Linked DNA regions of Homo sapiens: region 2 is linked to region 1. Evidence: chromatin contacts called from ENCODE Hi-C or POLR2A ChIA-PET data. All regions are on one chromosome and are shown on one strand. Each heading gives the region's core, a stretch centred on a gene start or an enhancer-like site at or near the end of the contact. The rest is flanking DNA. Distances are from core to core; before and after follow the strand shown. Region 1 overlaps CLCN7 (chloride voltage-gated channel 7). Region 2 overlaps IFT140 (intraflagellar transport 140).

The links. Hi-C counts contacts between places; a loop is a spot of excess contacts on that map. ChIA-PET counts read pairs that join two places held with the same protein, here RNA polymerase II (POLR2A). Pooled maps may share reads with other maps.
Region 2: a loop to region 1 is called in a pooled map, with 2.2 times the contacts of the local background. The contact joins two enhancer-like sites. A Hi-C loop is called at or near these places in 1 of 168 maps with a recorded cell type or tissue (heart left ventricle), 1 of 37 single-sample maps with no recorded cell type and 2 of 50 pooled maps. POLR2A ChIA-PET finds 5 or more read pairs at or near these places in 2 of 52 experiments (AG04450 and activated CD4-positive, alpha-beta T cell).

What each region holds. Positions count from the first base shown.
Region 1 is chr16:1,457,558-1,462,863 of GRCh38, forward strand. CLCN7 (chloride voltage-gated channel 7) reads right to left here. Exons shown (of 25, transcript NM_001287.6): 3 at 4,046-4,117; 4 at 3,848-3,913; 5 at 3,259-3,391; 6 at 2,861-2,970; 7 at 1,550-1,630; 8 at 137-199. Among named protein-coding and RNA genes, the nearest start is that of CLCN7, 15 kb to the right of the region's middle. Within about 2 kb of position 2,365, at least 3 of the 41 ENCODE cell types and tissues checked have a DNase peak (open chromatin) inside an H3K27ac peak, as active enhancers do.
Region 2 is chr16:1,535,549-1,540,854 of GRCh38, forward strand. The region is part of intron 19 of IFT140 (intraflagellar transport 140); the gene reads right to left. All of the region lies in intron 1 of TMEM204 (transmembrane protein 204), which reads left to right. Among named protein-coding and RNA genes, the nearest start is that of TMEM204, 4.5 kb to the left of the region's middle. Within about 2 kb of position 2,288, at least 9 of the 41 ENCODE cell types and tissues checked have a DNase peak (open chromatin) inside an H3K27ac peak, as active enhancers do.

The DNA of each region.
Region 1 (5,306 bases), core at 1,115-3,614:
TGCTCAGAGACACGCGTGACGCGGCCCTTCCTGGAGACCAGAAGGACCGGTGCTCAGAGACACACATGGGCGTGGCGGCCCTCGCGGGCCCGGCGGCCTCAGGCTCCAGCTGGAGTGGCCATGTGCACTTTGTTACCTTTCCCACGGCCAGGCCCCCGACCACGGACAGGATCACACCGGACACTTTGATCACCAACGTCTGAAACACAGGGAGACGCATGGCCTCTGATGAAAAGGCAGGCGCTGTCTTTGGACCTGAGCCGTAAAACAGCACACACAGCCCCGATCAGGCAGAGTGGCTGGGACACGGGGCCTCCGGGAGGGGGCCAGCACCCCCAGGCTGGGTCTCCCCATGGCCACAGTGGAGCTAAACAGCAGCCAAGCGTCCCCCGCACTCACTCGGGGGACCTGCCCTCTGTGGCCTCAGCACTGAGCAGGCAAGGGGTTCTTTCGTTTCCTTCCTTCCTGAGGCAAAGCTGGGCCGCCCACCGCATCCTACAGGCACACCTGCCTCCGCCAGCGTGGCCAGCACAGGGGAGGTGTTCCCGCTAGCCCCGCCTAGCAAGGCTCCTCATACACCCCTGGCACTGGAAGGCTGGTCACCTGCGGCTCCACGATGCCCCCTCTCCCTTCGGCTGCTCCCCGCCCCCAGGGGCCTCATCCTCTCCACCTGAGAAGGTGTGTAAGGTGTTTATCAGCCTCCCTGCCCCAGGGCAGAACCCACAAGGGCGCAGACCCTAAACACAAGGGCGCTGAGTGTGTGGGGGAGGACTGTATGTTAAAGATGCCGAGCAAACTCAACCCTCAGCCAACAAAAGTTATAGAGCAACATCCAAGAAGGTTCAGGCCAGCCTGGCGCGGGTGACAGGCGGGTCGCCATTCCCAGCTGCTCCAGTAAACCTGATCTCCCACCACAGGGCAGGGGCACCCCAAGGTCACCTGGGAGCTTTCGCCAGAGGGGACACACTGGTCCCGCTCCTTGGCCACGGGGACCAGGCCCCGGAAGCACCCCCAGGGGGCAGCGGCCATGCTGCCCACCCATCCTCAGACGGGACGGGGCTGCGGCAAGTCTCAGGCTAAGGAACGATGGCGGCACAGACAGAAGCAACCACAGCGGAACTGGGTCAGGACTCCCAGCACCTCCAGAACCAGATGCTCTGATAACACCAAGTGTAAATGACCATGAGGCAAACTGAAAGCGGGAAACTGCTACACGCCCACTACCACGACAGCTTCCACGGTGAATCAGTCACCACCACGCAGCCCACAGTCACAGACGCGTCGCACAGCTGTGTCACACATGCACCACGCAAGCATTTCTGTATGACTACTCATTTCTTACGTAATTTAATATGTGCAAATACCAGTTGTTACCACTTTCAGAAAAAAAGGTGACCCCTTCACACCCAGCCAGCCCATCTGCACACAGTGCCACCAGTACACAGGGTGGCTGAGGCCAGTTCTGGAAGGCAGGCAGCCAAGAGAGCTGCTCCTGAACCAGCAAAGAGCGGGCGCCCACCCTGCCCAGCCAGGGCCACCGCACCCTCACCTTGAGCCGCACCACGTGGGGGATCTTCACCCCGTTGAGGAAGCACTTGATCTGGGGGATTCCGCTGCCAGCAGCCACCGGCTGAAAGAGGGGAAGCACGGCTGAGTGGGTCACGGCCAGGCTGAGACAGATGCAGCCCCTCAGCCCCAGGAGCCCCAGGAGCTGAGGAGAGCAGCAGACACGTCGGGGCCTCAGGGAAGGGGAGCTCAGCACACAAACGTCGGGGCCCCAGGGAAGGGAAGAGCAGCACACACGTCAGGGCCCCAGGGAAGGGGAGAGCAGCGCACACGTCGGGGCCCCAGGGAAGGGGAGCTCAGCACACACGTCGGGGCATCAGGGAAGGGGAGAGCAGCACACGCGTCGGGGCCTCAGGGAAGGGGAGAGCAGCACACATGTCGGGGCCTCAGGGAAGGGGAGCTCAGCACACACTTCGGGGCCCCAGGGAAGGGGAGAGCAGCACACATGTCGGGGCCTCAGGGAAGGGGAGCTCAGCACACACTTCGGGGCCCCAGGGAAGGGGAGCTCAGCACACACTTCGGGGCCCCAGGGAAGGGGAGAGCGGCACACACGTCGGGGCCTCAGGGAAGGGGAGCTCAGCACACATGTCGGGGCCTCAGGGAAGGGGAGCTCAGCACACACTTCGGGGCCCCAGGGAAGGGGAGCTCAGCACACACTTCGGGGCCCCAGGGAAGGGGAGAGCGGCACACACGTCGGGGCCTCAGGGAAGGGGAGCTCAGCACACACGTCGGGGCCCCAGGGAAGGGGAGCTCAGCACACATGTCGGGGCCTCAGGGAAGGGGAGAGCAGCACACACGTCGGGGCCTCAGGGAAGGGGAGAGCAGCACACACTTCGGGGCCCCAGGGAAGGGGAGCTCAGCACACACGTCGGGGCCTCAGGGAAGGGAAGAGCAGCACACACGTTGGGGCCCCAGGGAAGGGTCTCATGTCGTTGGGGTAGCTGCTCTCACTCTTCCCAGCCCAGACACAGATCAAGGACGTGGTGGAGGCGGAGGTGGAGATGGAAGGAGGGGAGGGCAGAGTGAGGAGATGGAAGGAGGGGCGGAGTGGGGTGAGGGTGCCCAGGCCTGTGCTGGTAGGTCAGGAGCAGCACCCCAGGGCTCTGGGGGTGAAGAGGCCCTGGTGTGTCTGCTCCTCCTGAGGTTGTGAGTCTGGACCACGTGATTCTAAAAGTGCCCGGGTTGTCAGCCAATGTGATGGTGGGGGTGGGTGAGCTGCAGGGGTTCCCGCCCATTCACCAAGACCCCCAATCCTTCATGGGGTCCGCCATAGCTGCGGCATCCTGCCACCCACCTCTATGAAAGCCACAATCACAGAGCCCACGAGCACGAAGGCGGCGTTCAGCGTGGCCCACAGCAACAGGGAGAAGGACAGTCCGCCCTTCTCTGTGAACTTGTCGATATCTGGGGCTCATCAAGGAGGGCTGGCTGCTTCCCCGTCATGACCACCCAGCCCAGACCTCAGCCCTGCCCCACAGACCAGCCTGGCAGATGCCACCCTGCTGGGTGGAGCCATGATGTTCACTGGACATCCCAGAGACGTCTCACGGCCCAACCATGACAGGGACACAGCCAGCCTGGCCGGGCCGCCTCCACCTGCACTGGAACACGCTGGGCTCAGGACTTCTGCCCGGGACTCGGCCCAGGCCACGCCCCCCTCCCAAGCTGCAGCGGCCGCACTGGGAAGGATACTGCCCTTGATGACCCTGTACTTGAGGCCAGCCAGGTTTTCCACCACGATGTCAATGAAGCAGGCCACGAGGCCCGTGAGGATCCCAATGAGGGCGCAGATGACCCAGCGCTTGATCTCCACCGTCCGGAAGGCCTGCAGGGCGCGGTCAGGGCGAGGGTCAGGCAGGGCCCTGGCGCAGTCACTCTGGCAGCAGCAGGACCGCCCAGACCGCCTGCAGGCCCCGGGATTATGAAGGGCCCAGTGTGCACGGTGCGCTGAGTCCCACAAAGGACAGTTTCTGGCCAACATCTGAGGCGCACCCGGGGCCCGAGGGTGACTCGGGGAGGTGGGTGAATTCCCAACAACTTCACAGCCAGCGGTTGTTATGCTGGGCACCGCATCTGGCGGCCGTAAGAGCAGCCTTCTTGGTTACGGTGACCGTGACCCTCCCACTGTCTCTAGAAACCAGACGAACCACAGGCCTCAGAGGCGGAGTCAGAGGAGGAGGGAGGAGGTGCGTCACCTCACCCCGGCAGAAGAGCAGCCCCAGGCCCGGCCGGCACCAGGCCCCGCACCGTGGGGCCCTGCAGGGAGCGGCGTCCAGCTCACCGTGTGATTGATCCGCCGCTCCTCCTCCAGGAACAGCTGGTTCTCACTGTTGTCATAGTCCAAGCTCTGCAGGCCGGGACAGCAAGGGCAGCACTCAGCACCGAACCCACGCTCTGGGTGCGGGCACAGGGGACCGGGAGTGGGCTGGCAGGGGGCAGAGGCCGGGTCTCAGGGTCAGGGGGACAGAAGGACGCCCACCTCATACTTGAGGGACAGGAGCTTCTCGTTGTGTGGGATCTCCTTGGGGAAGGGATGTGGAGGGTCCATATCCTGTGGCAGAAAAAGGCAAAGAGAGAAGCACAGTTGACAAGGCCACAAGGAGAGAGGCCCCTCTCAGCTCACACACGAGGCCATTATCATCCCGACACCAAGGACAAGGACACAGCAAGAGAACTGCACATGGGGCGCGGTGGCTGACACCTACAATCCCAGCACTTTGGGAGGCCGAGGCAAGTGGACCAGCTGCGGTCAGGAGTTCGAGACCAGCCTGGACAACAAGATGAAACCCTGTCGCTACTAAAAATACAAAAATTAGCTGGGCGTGGTGGTGGGCGCCTGTAATCCCAGCTACTCAGGAGGCTGAGGCAGGAGAATCGCTTGAACCCGGGATGCAGAGGTTGCAGTGAGCCGAGATTGCGCCGTTGCACTCCAGCCTGGGTGACAGAGCAAGACTCCGTCTCAAAGAAAAAAAAAAAAAAGAGAACTACAGACCAACACCCCTACAACCACGGATGCAAAGATCTTTGGTAAGACACAAGCAAAGTGATTCCAGCAATGCCAGGAGCAAGGTGAATTCAGCCTAGGAATACAAGTTAGTTTAACATCCAAAAATCAATCCATGAGGCCGGGTGCGGTGGCTCACACCTGTAATCCCAGCACTCTGGGAGGCAGAGGCAAGAGGATCAACTGAAGCCAGGAGTTCAAGACCAGCCTGGGCAACAGAGTAAAACCCTCATCTGTCTTTTTTTTTTTTTTTTTTTTTTTTTTTTTGAGATACAGTCACTCTTTTTGCCCAGGCTAGAGTGCAGTGACGCGATCTCAACTCACTGCAACCTCCGCCTTCCAGGTTAAAGCCATTCTCCTGCCTCAGCCTCCCAAGTAGCTGGGATTACAGGTGTGCACCACCACGCCTGGCTAATTTTTGTATCTTTAGTAGAGACGGGGTTTCACCATGTTGGCCAGGCTGGTCTCAAACTCTTGGCCTCAAGTGATCCACCCAGCCTGGGCAACACAGTGAGACCCCAACTCTTAAAAAAAAGCCAAAAAAAAAAAAAAAAAAAAAACCAGGCATGGTACTGGCATGAAGATGGCCACAAAAGAATGGAAGAGAATTGAGAGAGTCCAGAAAGAAATCCAAAACATGTACGATCAATTGATTTCCCACAACAGTGTCAAAACATTTCAACAGAGAAAGGTAGTGTTTTCAACAAATGGTGCTGGTACAACTGGATTTCCACAT
Region 2 (5,306 bases), core at 1,038-3,537, 78 kb after region 1:
TTCCGAGGGAGTCCCGGAGTACTGGGGTAACACACATCACGTGTGCCTCAACCACACAGCTCCATCCCCAACCTGCCGCGCTCAGAACCCTCAGCGGGGAATGTCATCCCCACTTCACAGGCAAAGAAACTGAGGCTTTGCAGAAGGCATGTGGCTTGGACAAGGTCCCACGAGGGAATTCAACCCCCTTGTCCACTCAAAGGCCCTCGGCTGCACCGCACAGCCTGGACTGCGCACTTCCTCTCGCATCCTTCACCAGCAGGGACCAACAGCCGTCTTTTAAAAAGATCAAAGCCTATGAATAACTTCAAAGCTTCCACCGGCTCTCAGAACTCGGTGTCTTATGGGAAGCCCGAGGCTTGGGTCTCCGCGTGACTCCGGCCAGGCGCCCTTCTTCCAGACTCTGCCTGCTCTGCTGAAGAAGGAGCCGCAGCCCCGTTACTGTGCTGAACCTCTCGCGGGGGCAGCGGCTTTAGGCCCCTGGAGGTGGGGCCGGGCGCTCATGTGCTTTGGGACCATCACTGGCGTCCAGCCCACAGAGCACCCCCGGGGGAGGGAGTTCCCAGCCGGCCCTTGGCCGCAGCTCTGCACCTCCAGGCCTCCTAACTGCTGCCACCAACACCCACAGGTGGCCCAGGCAGCCCAATCTCAGGGCAGCTGGAAGCCTTGGCGCCCCTCCCTGTTGCTACCTCTTGCGTTCCTCCAGTCACAGGGCCGCGTGTAGCCTCTGGCACGACCTATGCATCCGTCCCAGGCGCCCGGCTGTCCACTTGCTTAGGCCTGCTCACCTCAGGCCAGCAGGACACACGAGGCCCCTCACAGAGCCCCCTGGACTGCCTCCTGCTCACCTGCCTGCGTCCACTGCTCCTCCCTGAGCCCTGGTCAGCCCCTTGGACAATATTTACAACATCCTCCTGCAACTTGTATGGCATCTGCAGGTGGCTGACCCTCAGTGAACCTGAGCAGCGAAGGTTTGTCCACACAAGGGAAGCGTCACGGAAGCTCCTTGTAAACGGGACTCAGCTCAGGAAAAGGAACAGGCTCAACGGGTAACTTTTCTTTAATTTTAAAATTTATTTTAAGACAGAGTCTTGCTCTGTCACCCAGGCTGGAGTGCAGCCACCACATCCCCCAAGGCCCCAACACGGGGACGCGCCCAGAGTCTCCCTTGGCCGTGCTGGTGTCTTCCTCCTGCCTCTCTCGCCTTCTCCTTCACCGACGTCCATCTGCACTGGTGCCCACCTCTCCAAGCCCACGTGCTGCTCTCCCACGGGGTGGCCCCTCTGTCCACAGCAACATTCGCTGCCCCCACTCACGTGCACCCATGTCCCCAATCGGGTGAGGGGCTGCTACCTGCCACCACTGCACATCAAGCTAGCCTATGAACCTTTCTGCAAAATCCTGCCGTGTGACCTAGGCAGGCCTGGGAGTCAGCCCTGGCTGGGGGCAGCAGCTCTAGCCTGGCCACCCCACTGAGTCCAGCCAGCTCCTAGCGTCTTCCTTCCTGCCTTGGCCAGTGTTCCTTGTAAAATCACCCAGCACGTATGATGGGCTGCGACCGTCTGTGCTGTGAGGCTGGGTGCTGGTTTGCTCACAATTCCATCCCGAGAACCAGTCTAGGGTCGGGGTGGGGCAAGCCAGGGAAGACAACGTCACACCGCGTGCCTCCTCACGCAGGCCAGGGAAGACAACGCCACACCGCGTGCCTCCTCACGCACACCAGGCCACCCTCGGGGTTTCCGGATGTCGCTGAGGCCCGCGTGGATGTCTCCGGACGGCTCTGTGCCCTGAGGCCCTGCCCCATGGGGCACATGGAGTCAAAATCATCCAGCGCTCGTCACTCGCAAACATCACCAGGAGCCTGCCTGAGGGACAGGGGACGCGCCCCGGACATCCTGAACTCTGGTCAGGGCAAAGAGGGCTGGACCCAGGGCAGAGGAGCCCGGTCTCGACTTCATCCAGGTTCAGGCCCTCCCGTGCCCCTGCCAGGGGTGTCCTGTGGCCTGTGGTGAGTGGGACTTTCATTACGGATCAGGGGTGCTCTTTCCCTGTGAGGAGCTCGGGGGACCAGGGAGGCCTGAGGTCCACCTCACATGCCATGTCCAGAGGGGGTCTCAATTTCTCCTCCTCACTTCGTCTCGTTTTGGATATTTACGTCATCTCTCTGTATTTCGTGCGTTCTGTCAGGCATCTGAAACAAGGTGGCTTGGGAACAGATGACCGTGTGATTGAATCTCGAGGCAGGCGAGCCAGAGCCTGGCGCTAGCTGAGGGGGAGCCCCACCCCTCTCTCCGGTGGCTCCACGTGGCTCCGTCACCACGCATGCCCCGCCACACATCAAACGGGCACGTAAGACCCTGCCTGAATACAGGTGGAGGACAGAGCTCCCGGGCTTCACCCCCTGCTCGGCCAGGACCCAGCTGAACCACGTTCTCACCGACACCTTTAAAAGTCAGCTGCTACCACGCACAGCCACGCAGAGCCACGCAGAGCCACGCACACAGGCAGCACCCCAGGAACCCGTATAACACCCAAGCAGTGAACGCCAGCTCCAAACAGCTTTCTTGGGGCAGGCGGGAGCGTGGCTCAGACAGGAAGGCTCGGGCAGGAGTGCCTCCTTCCTGGCAGGGCGGTGGGTCTGTGGGTGCCCTTGTGGTGAGCCATGCACCCTGGGGACTTGGAGGCTGCAGAGTGGCTTGTGGGGCACGGCTGCTGCACAGAGCCCCTGCCATGGTGTGTGGCACAGGGCTGTGTGCCTGGAGCTGCGAGGAAGGAAGGCTGAGAGGCCAGGGCTGAGGGCGAGAGGACAGGTCAGGGGTGCGTCTGCTTATTCCCAGCTCCCAGGAACCTTGGTCACTCACCCTCACCACAACTACACGTGCAGCTGTGCCTGGTGCTCAAGCCCACCTCGGTCATGCCATTCTGGGCTATGCTCCTCCCAGGGCAGCTCTGCATCCCTCCTCCCCCTTCATTCTGGTCTTTCCTCCCCTCCAGGGCAGAGCGCAGAGCCCTGGGCAGGGAATCTGAGCTGCTCCTCTCTCGAACATGACCTTCTGCGTGATGTTTTAATGCCTCCCTCATTTTGCAATGTTTAGAGAAGCAGAGGCTTCTGAATGGAAGTCATTGCCAAGACAGTTAAGAGCAAAGATGGCACAGCACCGTGCCACAGATCCTGCTGGAAGGGGCCTCCAGAGCTCACACACGTCCCTAATGTGTGGACAGGACGCCCTCAAAATGCAGGCCTCACTCCGGTCCCTGCAGGCTGTACGTGGTCACTGCTTGGGGCTGGCTGTGGAGTCCGTTGGAGCAGTCAGGAAGGTCCTGCCAGTCAGCCAGGGCAGTGTCTGCCTCAACCCTGGCTCCTGCTGGTCCCATCTGCACAGGCCCTAGGGCAGGTGAGAAACCCAGGGCAAAAGCGCCCCCTACCTCAGGCCTCACCAAGCTGCACGGTGCCACGCGGCCCCCCACCTCAGGCCTCAGCAAGCTGCACAGTGCCAGATGGCCCCACGCCTCAGGCCTCAGCAAGCTGCACAGTGCCAGATGGCCCCCCACCTCAGGCCTCAGCAAGCTGCAGAGTGCCAGACGGCCCCACGCCTCAGGCCTCACCAAGCTGCACAGTGCCACGCCGCCCCACGCCTTGGGCCTCACCAAGCCACACGGTGCCAACGCCGACCCAAGCCTCAGGACTCACCAAGCCACACGGTGCCAAGCCACCCCACACCTTGGGCCTCACCAAGCCGCACAGTGCCAGTGACGTCCCATGCCTTGGGCCTCAGCAAGCCACATGGTGCAAATGCCGCCCCACGCCTTAGGCCTCAGCAAGTTGCACGGTGCCAGGCTGAGGTCAAGCACATCTCTGCTGTCCTCTGGCATTTCCAGTGCCCTGGGCTCTGCCCCTTCCTCCAAGCACTCTGGCCCCACGGCCACCTATGCCCATGCTGAGCCAGGTCCTCACCTGCTGCCAGGCTTTCCCGCTGTCCGTACGGGAACCCCTTGGCCACCAGGCTGGCTCTCAGCCCCCGCGTCTTCTGTTCCTTCTTTAGAGAGAACCTCGCGGGAGCGCTATGGTTTCTAACTCTGCAGTTACTTTGGAGATGAAGGAACGTGAGCTCTCAGTTACGTGGCAGTGACGCTCACTGGGGTGTCTGTTTTGCTGCGAGAAAAATGAGCGAGGGGCAGCTGCTGCCGCTTCCCATGGCCCTGTCAGTGGTGCCTGCCTGTCTGCGGGCAGGCAGCGTGCTCCGCTCTCCCCCTTGCCAGCGGAAGGCTCATGGTGCCATGTGCTGGCTGCTCAGACTCCTCAGCAGCCCGGGGACCCCGTGCCCCAGGGTCCTTCATGCCTCCACTCTCTGCGCACTGCCCTCACACCCTGGAGGTCTCAGGGCTGGGGGCGCCACCCAGGCCGGAGCGGGCACAGTGGAAAAGCCTGGCATCCAGGAAGGAGAGCTCCCTCCGCCCCGAGTGACAGGAGGGGACGCTGTGGAGGGAAGCAGCTTGAAATACAGTGGGTAGGACGGCGGGGGGACCCTCAGTGGCGAGGAGCAGTGTGCCTCCAGGGATGCTGGGACGCCGAAAGCCTAGACTGAGACGATCCCACACACCACCTCAGCCTGGGGCCGGGGCAGATGTGAGCGCTGGAGCAGCACCCAGCCCAAGGGCCAGGTGGGAAGCAGATGCCTCGGCTCCAGAGCTTTGAGGTTATTCTGTGAATCCAGATTGCATTTCAATAAATGTTGAGGTTGAACCGTGTGGAATTGCTAATACTGGCAATAGTGGTTCCAACGGATACTTCTAACCACGTAAACACTCACGAAGTAAAGCAGCCCGCATCCCCCACCACCCCTGAGCCTTGATGCCAGCGTGCCTGCCCCGTGCACGCGTGAACCTCGACAGCTTCCCCTGCTGGGCTGGCTTCCCACAGGCGTGCTCTGAGGAGGCAGCTTGAGGATCTCCCCATCCCCTCTCGGCCTCCACCCAGGACACACAGCAGTCACCCTAGAGGCCAGCACCTTCAGGGCTCTTGGGACATTCTGCTGCTCCCTGGATTCTGGTGTCTGTGATGAATGCGGGCACAGGGACCTGCTCCTGAGCCTGGATTCTGGTGTCTGTGATGGATGCGGGCGCGGGGACCCGCTCCTGAGTGGTGAGGCTGCTTCCCTCTTAGATTCCTGCATCAGTTACCTGAAGAGTGCCCTGAAATTTCAAGGCAAGTCATTTAAAAAGGTGCAACTGTTTATAACGACTTAGTTTTGGGAATCGAATTTCCCAAATATTGTTCAATAGAAAACAAGGCATGGCGATGACAG